2 separate regions of the Homo sapiens genome follow, and region 2 is linked to region 1. A link is a contact called in ENCODE Hi-C data. All regions are on one chromosome and are shown on one strand. Each heading gives the region's core, a stretch centred on a gene start or an enhancer-like site at or near the end of the contact. The rest is flanking DNA. Distances are from core to core; before and after follow the strand shown. Region 1 overlaps EMCN (endomucin). Region 2 has its middle 96 kb from the start of DDIT4L-AS1.

Region 1 (4,920 bases), core at 1,465-3,964:
GAGGGAAAATATCATAGAAAAAATACCTAGAGTTTTAAAATAGTTTCCCAGTGAAATTTTTAATATGTTTATCACAGGGAAATTTGTGCTTCTACCTTGAGCCAGTTCTCAGTGCCTTTAAGGTAGATGGCTGTTTTACTTTGACTTGATTAAAATAAAGCAGATTTTAGTAATCCAGGCAACTGTAACAACCAAGGTGCTGCAAAGAGACATGATGAATTGATTTTCATGTCAAAACAAACCCTGTTTTCCTTGTTGACAGGAATTTGTGGTCTACCTTTATATAAGTGTTTTTATGTTTCATAAGGTTGTAAACTTTAGAAATAATGCTAAATTACTATTCATATGACTTAGAGACTCCTCAGATGTCCAAAGGAAATAATTAGAGTTTGAAACTCTTTTGGATAGATGAGAACTCTTGATTAAAATAGGCAGTTCAGATACTATACTACAGTATCTCAGAACTTCAGGAAAAGGAATATCTCCAGAATTCAGCCTAAGCCCAAAAGGCTTGTAAACATTTCTATGTCTTCCTCTCCATAATTCAGAATTGGAGACATGTGCGATATGGACCTTGTGCCAAGTGTTTCACACAACTCAAACTAATTTTTAATTTATCTGACAATCACCACTATAAGAGAGTGGCAGGGATTTATTGGCTTGATTCCAGAAAAAGTAAAAATTGCTAAAAAGTATATGTGTATTTGTATGTGAAAAGACAAAGTTCTTGCCATGGAGATATATATATATATATATGTATGTATACACACACACACACGTATATATATACACACACATTATATATATATATGCATATGTATCTTCGTCATTCTGTTTGTGTCACAATACTTTCACAAACATACAATGCTGATTACTGTGGTGTTAATTTCATGTTTTTTTTTTCAAATAGACCTCAGTCTGATAAAGAGAGCGTGAAGCTTCTTACCGTTAAGACAATTTCTCATGAGTCTGGTAAGTTTCCAGACAAGTTGATTAGATGAAAATTAGTTATTTTAGAATCTAACTATAACCTTGGATTTTGTTCATGTGAAACATAAACAAAAGGCCTAACTTCTTTAGAAATAGCCAATTACTGTCAATAAGTGTAAAATTCTCCCATGAAGGAAAGAAAAATCTTACCAATTTGATAAGATTATTGGACTATGTGGCCTTTAGAGGTTGCTTTCTATAGATGTGTGGATGTGTAGATGGCTGGAGGCATTTCCTATTCTGCAGGAGTGGCAGAAAGATACCAAAATTTGTTAACAAGTTTTTAAATTATTGCTGTTGTTTTGTTTCATTTTGGTGCTGGCTATGTAGTCGCATATGGTCAAAAAGGCAAAAAAACTGGTCATCAGTTAAAATGTAAATCATGTTTTATATCATTTATATACATTTAATTGAGCCTCTCCATAAAGGTAAAATATAATATTCTATTGATGTAATGTGAATTTTTCCAGTTTCTTAGGTATATTCATTTGATTGGAATTGTAAAAGTCTTTCAAAATATAGGTATGATTTGTGTCAAGAACAATGAAAAAATGTGGTGCTAGATAGCTTTTCAAAATTAAAATCATGGATTTTTCTTTCTTTTGAGTAGATTAGACATTTAAACCATTGATATCACGAAACAGATCAATTAAAAACAAATTATTAGTTTTATAAAATAATCTGGCCGGGAGCTATGGCTCATGCCTGTAATCCCAGCACTTTGGGAGGCTGAGGCGGGCAGATCACCTGAGGTCAGGAGTTTGAGACCAGCGTGGCCAAAATGGTGAAACTCTGTCACTACTGAAAAATACAAAAATTAGCTGGGCATGGTGGCGCATGCCTGTAATCCCAGCTACCCTGGAGACTGAGGCAGGAGAAATGCTGGAACCCGGGGGGCGGAAGCTGCAAGATCGTGCCACGGCACTCCAGCCTGGGTGACAAAGGAGCGAGACTTCATAAAAAAAATAAAAATATAGATATAAAAAACCATGTGGGTCTAATTTAAATATCATGTTACATTAATACATTTATAATAACCAATTCCCCAGTTGAATAAGCTATATTATAAATATTTCTGGTGGCTGAAAATAATTTTGTAAAACAGAAAACTATAAATATTGTCCCAAATCAAGAGCAAGATATTAAAGGCTGAAAGTGTTCTCAATTTCATGTATAAATTCAAACTAGAACAAACGGCAAAAGGCAAACAGAAGAGTTGAAGAGCAGGAACAGCTGAAGCCTGCACAGGAATGCTGAAATCCCTCACATGAGCCATCTTATTTTAGGAGAGATCTCCTTTGCTCTTGTATCTCTTCCACTCTTCAATACACATATTTCCTTTATTCCCATACTATACTTTCTCTCAGGAGGAACCATCTGAAGGGGGCAAAGGAGCAAAGTGTACCCATAGAGTGGTTAGAAGCCACTCACAGTTTTCTCCTGGCTATTCACCAGCCTTTACTAAGTAGCCAGGCCTATTTTACCAGGTCAGGGAAAAGGGCAAAAAAAAAAAAAAAAAAAAAAAAAAAAAGTGCTCAAGCAGCCTAATGTGAACCAGTCCTGAGTAAGCACATGAGAGATCCTAAGTGTGACTACACGATTTATCAAGAAAAGACCTCAGAATCTGCCCGTGGCTTGCAAGCAGGCATCACACATACTCCAAACCCTCTGCAGTCATGTTGGCTCTCCAAGTGGTGAGTCAGGGTGCTAAACATACCTGGAAGTGCTCTGTGTAGAAGCTCCTGGCTCTCCTTGTGAGGAGGGTGCTGGGATCAGTTTTCTACCACCCATTTCTGCCAAAGAAATGGGACAACTGACACTAGAATCATGACTTCCAGCAGGGGGAAAGCCTCAGAGAACCTTGTGTTTCTTCGTTGCAAATGTAATAGCAGACTCTAAGGCCTGGGGAAAATTCCGTGTAGGCTCTCTCCCACTCTAGTGGTGACCATAGCAGTAAGTGGAATAGACGATGGCAGACTAGTTAAATAGACCGTTGGCCCACCTAACTTCCTTTTCTTCAAAAATAACTTGTCAGGTCACAGGTCTAAGAGGGAGATATTACCATGGAAATAGTAAGATATATTCTTGGGTACTTTTATTTCTGCCAACTTCAATTTAGAAATTGTATTGCTTTTACCAAAATAACCTCTCAAAGGGCAACCCAGATGATTACCATGGAAAATATTTGGTGATAAGGCAACACTGAAATTGATGATTCAGAGTAGACTTCAGTAGCCCAGAATTTATCATCTAAAATATAATGCTATCCAAATGCTCCTTGTACTACCACAATTTTTATTCAAGTCTATCATTAACAGAACTTGGTGGCTCCCCAAACACTAGCAAACAAATTTCTTCCCACTGCATTTCAAAATGTATTCAAATATCTTTTCTTTATAATGCTATGCTCACTACACTCAAGAGAAGTTACGTTACTAAAATTATTTTTATTTAAGTAACTTCTCTTGCCTAATACTGACATCTTTCCTAAAAAATAAGTAGAAAAAAAAAACTTAAATGGTTAGGTTTGATGTCAGTTCACAAGCTTAACTCAATTTTTCTACTGCTGCCTATATAAAAATTTTTAGAAATTTTTAAAATACAGAAAACAATTGATAGAACAAATATCTGACCACCAGCTACTCAGAATTGATGACTGTTACAATTTACTTTATTTGTTTCAAGACCTAAGAAATACAATGTTAATTAATGAGCATAGAAGGGTAACACAATGAAATTTGAGCTTCAGTGGTCATAAAAATTATTTGAATCTGTCATTGCTTCAGTGTAGAAACCCTGGACATTTTACTATGGTACAGACCAATAAACAATGTTTCCAAGGAAACAGCCCTCTGCAGCCACCCACTTTTAGGGAAAATGCCAAGGGATGCCAAATCTTCTGGTTTTCTAGAAGCCTCAATGAGCCACAGTTAAAGTTCTGGTCATTTTCTCCAGGGAAGAGAGTTCTTTGACCCAAATCCCTCTTTTTCAGTTAGGTCATGGAATAAGTAATATGGTTGATGTTCATCCATCCATACTCCCTTCTTCCTTTAAATATATTCTTCGTTGAATAAGGTCTTCTGCTGAAACTGTAACTCATGCATGTTTAAATTTGGAATTCTCTTAAATGTAAAAGAGAAAGCTTACTAGGGTATAACAAGAAGATGCTTTCAGGAAAAAAAATGGGCATCAAATGTTGCAGATCAAGGAGTCCTTCATAAGAACATATAAGCTACTTCTCAGCTTTAGTAAGCGATCTTGTCAGGTTAAACATCACCATGATTGACTAAAAAATGTATGTGTGACATGCATTTTAAACATGATTCTTATTTATATCATCTCAGACAGTTAATACACATTATCTCACTTTTAATATGTCAAGTCATATAAATTATAAAGAAAAATCTTGAAATTAGAAATATATGACTCTATGGAAGAAGAAAAACATTGCATCACTAAACTTAGCTTCAAGGCATCAGTTGATTTTGAACCATTTAGAGTAAGAAAAATCAGATCTGAATTCATTAGAATATTCCTCTACTTGGAAGACTCTGATAAGTAATAACTTAAGGTTAAGTTCAAACACCTTAGCATGTCTGCAACACCGTCCATGATGTGCCTGCCTTCTCTAGCTCAGTTTTGAAAGCACTTGATATACAATAATAATGCATATTTCTCCGACTTCATTCATTCCCTTCCCTGTCCCCTGACTGTCTCTCTCTCTGAACCCAGCTTTCTAGAAGGAAGAGAGAGTCTCTTGCTCTCCTTTGTCATGTACACTTACCCCTCTAATGGTAATTACATATAATTAATATGTCATTAGCAAACTAACTAATTGGTATGCTATGGCAATTACTCATTAAGTGCATAGTCATCTTTGTTTGCTTATTTATTTTTACAAGTAAAAGTTCATTAACAACAAAAAAAAAC
Region 2 (4,881 bases), core at 2,039-4,538, 320 kb after region 1:
TAGAAACAGGATAAAATCAGTTAGGGAACTCGGTCCCCACTATTGCCAAGTTTACAGCATAATGGGAGAGAAAAACACAACATATTCAGAACATGAAGGTAGAAAGCCAAGGTGCCAAAGGCAGCGAGGGAATGCAGGCTCATGGTTCCAGAGCAAAAAGGAGAGCTCTGGCCTCCTCAGTCATCCTGGATTAAGAAGAAGAGTTTCTCTGCTTGGGTGTCATATAATAACTTCCTCTCTATGAAAATGTTGTACAAGCAACTGTTTATTCTCTTATTCCTAGTCTCACCTCATGCCAAACAAGGGTGTGGGCAAAACAGCAGGCTCAGGATCCAAGACAACATAACAATTTTCTGACAGATCCTGAAAACAAGTAAGATATATTCTGGTAGATTTTGCTAACCACCCAAAGTGTCTAAAGTGGGAAAGAAAACAAAATAAAACAAAAAAAAAGGAGAGACTGTGGGTATGTGTCATTCATTCATATTTTGTAAGTTGCCCTACTGTTTGTTTTGTCAGCTATTTTTAATAATAATAAGCAAAACAGAAAAACAGAGTCACAAATAGAAGATGCATATTTAGGGTCTCTAGCTAAGCAACAGGAGATGACAAAGTAAGAAACAAGGTCAGATTCTCCTGAAACCCAGAAAGGGTTGACTCATACAAGGGCCTCATTGTGTACCTCTCTGACTTCCACCAGAGGGAGCGTGTTCTGTGCGAGCGAGCACGTCTGCGTTTGCTAATTATCCTCACAGGACAGCGGGGACTGGAAGGTGGAAAGAACACAGGCAAAGCTGGCTTTGATCCTGGTTTCATCACTTTCTTGCAACATAAACCTCAGTTTCCTCAGTCAACTTTCTTTCCTCTGTGAAAATTAAAAGATAAAACTTTCCTTGCAGATAATTTGGTGAAAATTAAGAGATGATAAGCGTGAAGAGACTGGCTCACAGTGGACACTCAATAACTTGCAGCTACTATTAATATTACTTTTGTTAACCCTAAGCCAAGGCCACCACTCTTTAACCCATAACCATATGCCCCAGTGAAAAAGCACAGTGAGACCACCAGTGTTAGCAAATCTTCCCAACAACTCAAGAAACCATCAAAACTCATGAGCTGTAGGAGGGTAGGCAAATACTAACTTCTTTAAGTTTTTTCCTCATACACATCAGGATAATAACATCAAACTTCTAAGGATTCAAGAGAAATTATTTTAGATTTCAGTTCGGGTTAGAACCTGGCACATAAGAAGGCTCAATAAATGGTAAATGTTGTTATTACCATTCCTCTTTTTCAAATTTTAAAAGTGAGAATAGATTGACATTGTTCTTTTCAAGAGGCTGAATTTTCAGACATCTTCTCTACCAAATGATGTCACCCCCTGTCTCCCATGAGCACAGATGAAATTAAGACCCCACCTTTGAATGTTCCTTTTCAGATCTTCTTTTTCCTTTCCTTACTTTGTTTTCCTTTGAAAGTGGCCATTGATGTTTTTAAAAAGGGTTCTACTAGTTTATCCGTTGTATCTATTTTAAGGCACTGTTGGGTGGGGAGATGGTAACGTGAGCACAAATAAATTACATCATTATCATTTTCTCCTACGTTGACCATGGTTAAGGTTTTAGTCATGCGCAAGTGACTTAAAATTACATAATATGTATTTTGGCAATCCATCCTTGCTGTAGTTCAGCTCCCTGAATTTCAGAAGAAATGGGCCACTTAATAAGCCTCATCCAAGGGACTTCAGAGTCATTTCACCTTCATAAATCCTTGGAATTTCTACATGATAAAACTAGATTATGCAGAAGGTGTAATACATGAGGATGAGGCATATTTCCAGCAAATACGTAAGCACTGGGAGACTAATAATAGCCAAACACCTTACTCTACTAACAATTAGGAGGAATATAAGAAGAGGGTGCTTTGGTGTTTGAAGCGTCTAAGCCTTGGTTTCTTATTTTACACTTTCGTTTGGAGGGCAGATTGTTTTGAGTCAACATAAAGTGACTTCAGCTGAAGGGAGACTGGGATGTTCACAGTGGGCCTATAAACATTTTTAAAAACATCATTCAACGTTGATTCTGCCTTCACGGAGAGCCTACACTACACCAGGCACTGGGTTGGGCACTGTGACAGGGCTGATTCAAATAAACCCTTATGATATTTCCCTGTTGCTAAACTTCCAGAGTATTGACTGGCAATTTTTGGCCAACCTTCAAGCCTGATACATTCTTCTTTATTTGTCAATCTACCCTTTTGGTAATGTGGTAAAGAATCAAGTGTTTCTCTTCAGCAGCAATTCATCAGATAATTGCTCACTTTATTTAGTTGATGTGGACACAGCCAATCTATGTCATTCTGGTCAAAATAATACATTTGCCCTAACATTAGTGTTTTTTGTTTGTTTGTTTGTTTTTACTCTGAATTAAGCACATGAGGCCCTCAACAGAACCTGCATTAGACATAGCACCTGGTGGACAAAATATCCCTAATAAGCATTTGCTTGATTACATTCAGGCTTTAATTTTATTATCTAGAAAAGTGCTATTTCACCTTTATAGGTTTGGATTTGGTTATGTACTTTAAAAGCTTCAGGTAAAACAATGAGTAGATTCCTTTGTGAGAGCCCTCACAGTAAAACCAGAAGGCTGAAGGATACTGAGAGCATAGCCTGGATTGCGGATCCTAATTGACCAGTGCTGTGGTCTTACCTGGGTCATTTATCAGCTGTAAACAGTAGGCAAATTGTTTAATCTGAATGTCTCCTTCCTAATATTAGCATTTAGAACAATAATTCCAACTGGATGAGGTTATTTTTGAGATTTAATAATATAATAAATGTAAAGCCCATGGCATATATCAGACTTTTAATACATGTTTATTTCCTTTTTTCCCTCTCTCCTAGCAAAAATTTAACTTTGTCTTGAAGCTTGCCAAATAAGAAGGCCCCCAAAGTTGCTTGCTCTTGCAAGGATTACAGACTCTCATATTCACTCAAGTACTTAAGAAGTGTCAGGCACATTCCAAACTCCAAAGGAAATTAAATGCTGTTCCCCTGCCACCCACTCTGTCCCCCAGGGACCCCAAGCACATTAAAATAACATTAAGGCAATGATTTAAGCTGAAAATTGGGCTGCCAGGGAAAGCACCAGGCCCCAGTTCTCAGAAGCTTAGCTATACCTATGGGCACAACAGGGTGGCTCCCCTGGCTGGCTGACGTCAGAGCTTAAAGTTGTTTTTACCCCTGGCATTTGTGGGAAGGAAAGGGAGGGGTGAGGAGCGCGGGTGCCTCTTGTTCATTAAAAAAGCCTTCTGGGGACCCCTAGTGGCCACCAGCTATCATAGGTTTCTCTGCCAAAAGAAATCATGAGGCCTCAGGAAAACTACCTGGGGCTTCAATTGTATTTGTCTTCGTTCTCTCCTCAGTGATCCAAGTTTTTTCTCGGAAGTTAGTGGTTAAAAGGTAACCACTTTGTAACAGGCCTGTACAGCTCTCAAGTTTAGAAATTGGAGTTACGGGTGGCATAGACATCAAAATGATGGCATCAAATTGAAGGAGAGCTCTGAAATCCTCTTTTAATCCTCACCAGGAAAGCAGAAGGCAGAGCAAGCAGGCTGAAGACTGACAGAGAAGCATTTGCATGTCCTCCATGAGCCCTGATTTTCATGGGAACAGCTGTCTCAGTGACTGCATACAAGGTCCCACTTCTTAGATCTGTTCCCGGAGACGCAAGAGAAGAAGTAGAATAATAAGTCAAGGCTGTCCTGCTCATAAACAAATGTCAGACTCTTGTAGCTGGTGTGTTTCTGCTTCCTGAGTCTTTATTTCCCAAACCCCAGTGAACATAAGCAATAAAGCTATATCATGCTGGGGAATAAATAATAAATGATTCAGCCTCGACTCCAGGCATGTGTGGAGAATAGATATGGACCCAGCAAGGATTTATATACACAAAGCACCACGACACTCCTGGTGAGAAACTTTTCCTTTCGGGGAGAAACTGAGAAAACACAAGTTTGTTTCAAAGTGGAACAGGGGGTGATTTTGGAAACAACATAGTGTTAGTCATTCAGATTAATCTTCAATTCAGCCCTCCAAGCCTCAGTTCTTTCCTCGCAATGATGAGGCCCAAAGCTAACTCCTCTTTCGGCAATTAAAGAAGAGAGTGCAACACCACACTTAACATCCACTAACAGATGAGGTACCAGAAGCTTCAGCGTAGCCTAGAGACAGCACACTAGGCATAGCTATTAAGGACCCACCTTCAGAAATTTGCAATCTTGTGTTGTTAAATTAAATAAGCAGGAGACCATTGGCCTGGGACTGTCTCATATTTTGAGGTCCTACATAACAAACCACAACCTAATCTAGTACATAAACAAGCCAAAACCTAACTTAGGAGTATATTTTCTTCTTGCGAGTAGCCAAGTTTCAACCAATCACAAACAGCTGACCATCAAGCCAATCACAGGGAGCCAACTGATCAGATCATGCTCAAATAAGGCAGATGCCTCAACACGCCGTGGCCCAAAAAGGCAAATGCCTAGCCGAAGCCAATCAGATGATTTTTTTTCTATTTTTCTTCTGTGTTCATCCTATAAAAGCTTACTGCTTACACTGCTGGGTGGAGCTCTTAAAACCTCTTCCGGTTCTGAGTATTGCTCAATTCACGAGTTGTTCTTTGATCAAATAAAGTCTGTTAAACGAATTTGTCTAAAATTCTTCTATAACAATATCTCTGGCTTTCTTGCTGACTGTCCTGCCTTAGTGGTCACTGGAGGTAGAGCTATCACTTGCGGCATTAGCTGCGACAGGAAACATCACCCCAGGCAGCCAGAACAGAAAAGGAAAATGGCAGACAGCACAGGTTTTCAAGGACT

What was found. A loop is a pair of places that touch in the nucleus more often than their neighbours do. Pooled maps may share reads with other maps.
Region 2: a loop to region 1 is called in a map of gastrocnemius medialis, with 4 times the contacts of the local background. The contact joins two enhancer-like sites. A Hi-C loop is called at or near these places in 25 of 168 maps with a recorded cell type or tissue (A673, B cell, Caco-2 and 16 more), 8 of 37 single-sample maps with no recorded cell type and 26 of 50 pooled maps.

Annotation. Positions count from the first base shown.
Region 1 is chr4:100,411,950-100,416,869 of GRCh38, reverse strand. It overlaps EMCN (endomucin), which reads left to right. Exons shown (of 12, transcript NM_016242.4): 10 at 911-972. Among named protein-coding and RNA genes, the nearest start is that of SNORA101A, 19 kb to the right of the region's middle. Within about 2 kb of position 2,714, at least 2 of the 41 ENCODE cell types and tissues checked have a DNase peak (open chromatin) inside an H3K27ac peak, as active enhancers do; they include gastrocnemius medialis and psoas muscle, where a contact is called at or near this core.
Region 2 is chr4:100,092,023-100,096,903 of GRCh38, reverse strand. No RefSeq gene overlaps it. Among named protein-coding and RNA genes, the nearest start is that of DDIT4L-AS1, 96 kb to the left of the region's middle. Within about 2 kb of position 3,288, at least 7 of the 41 ENCODE cell types and tissues checked have a DNase peak (open chromatin) inside an H3K27ac peak, as active enhancers do; they include gastrocnemius medialis and psoas muscle, where a contact is called at or near this core.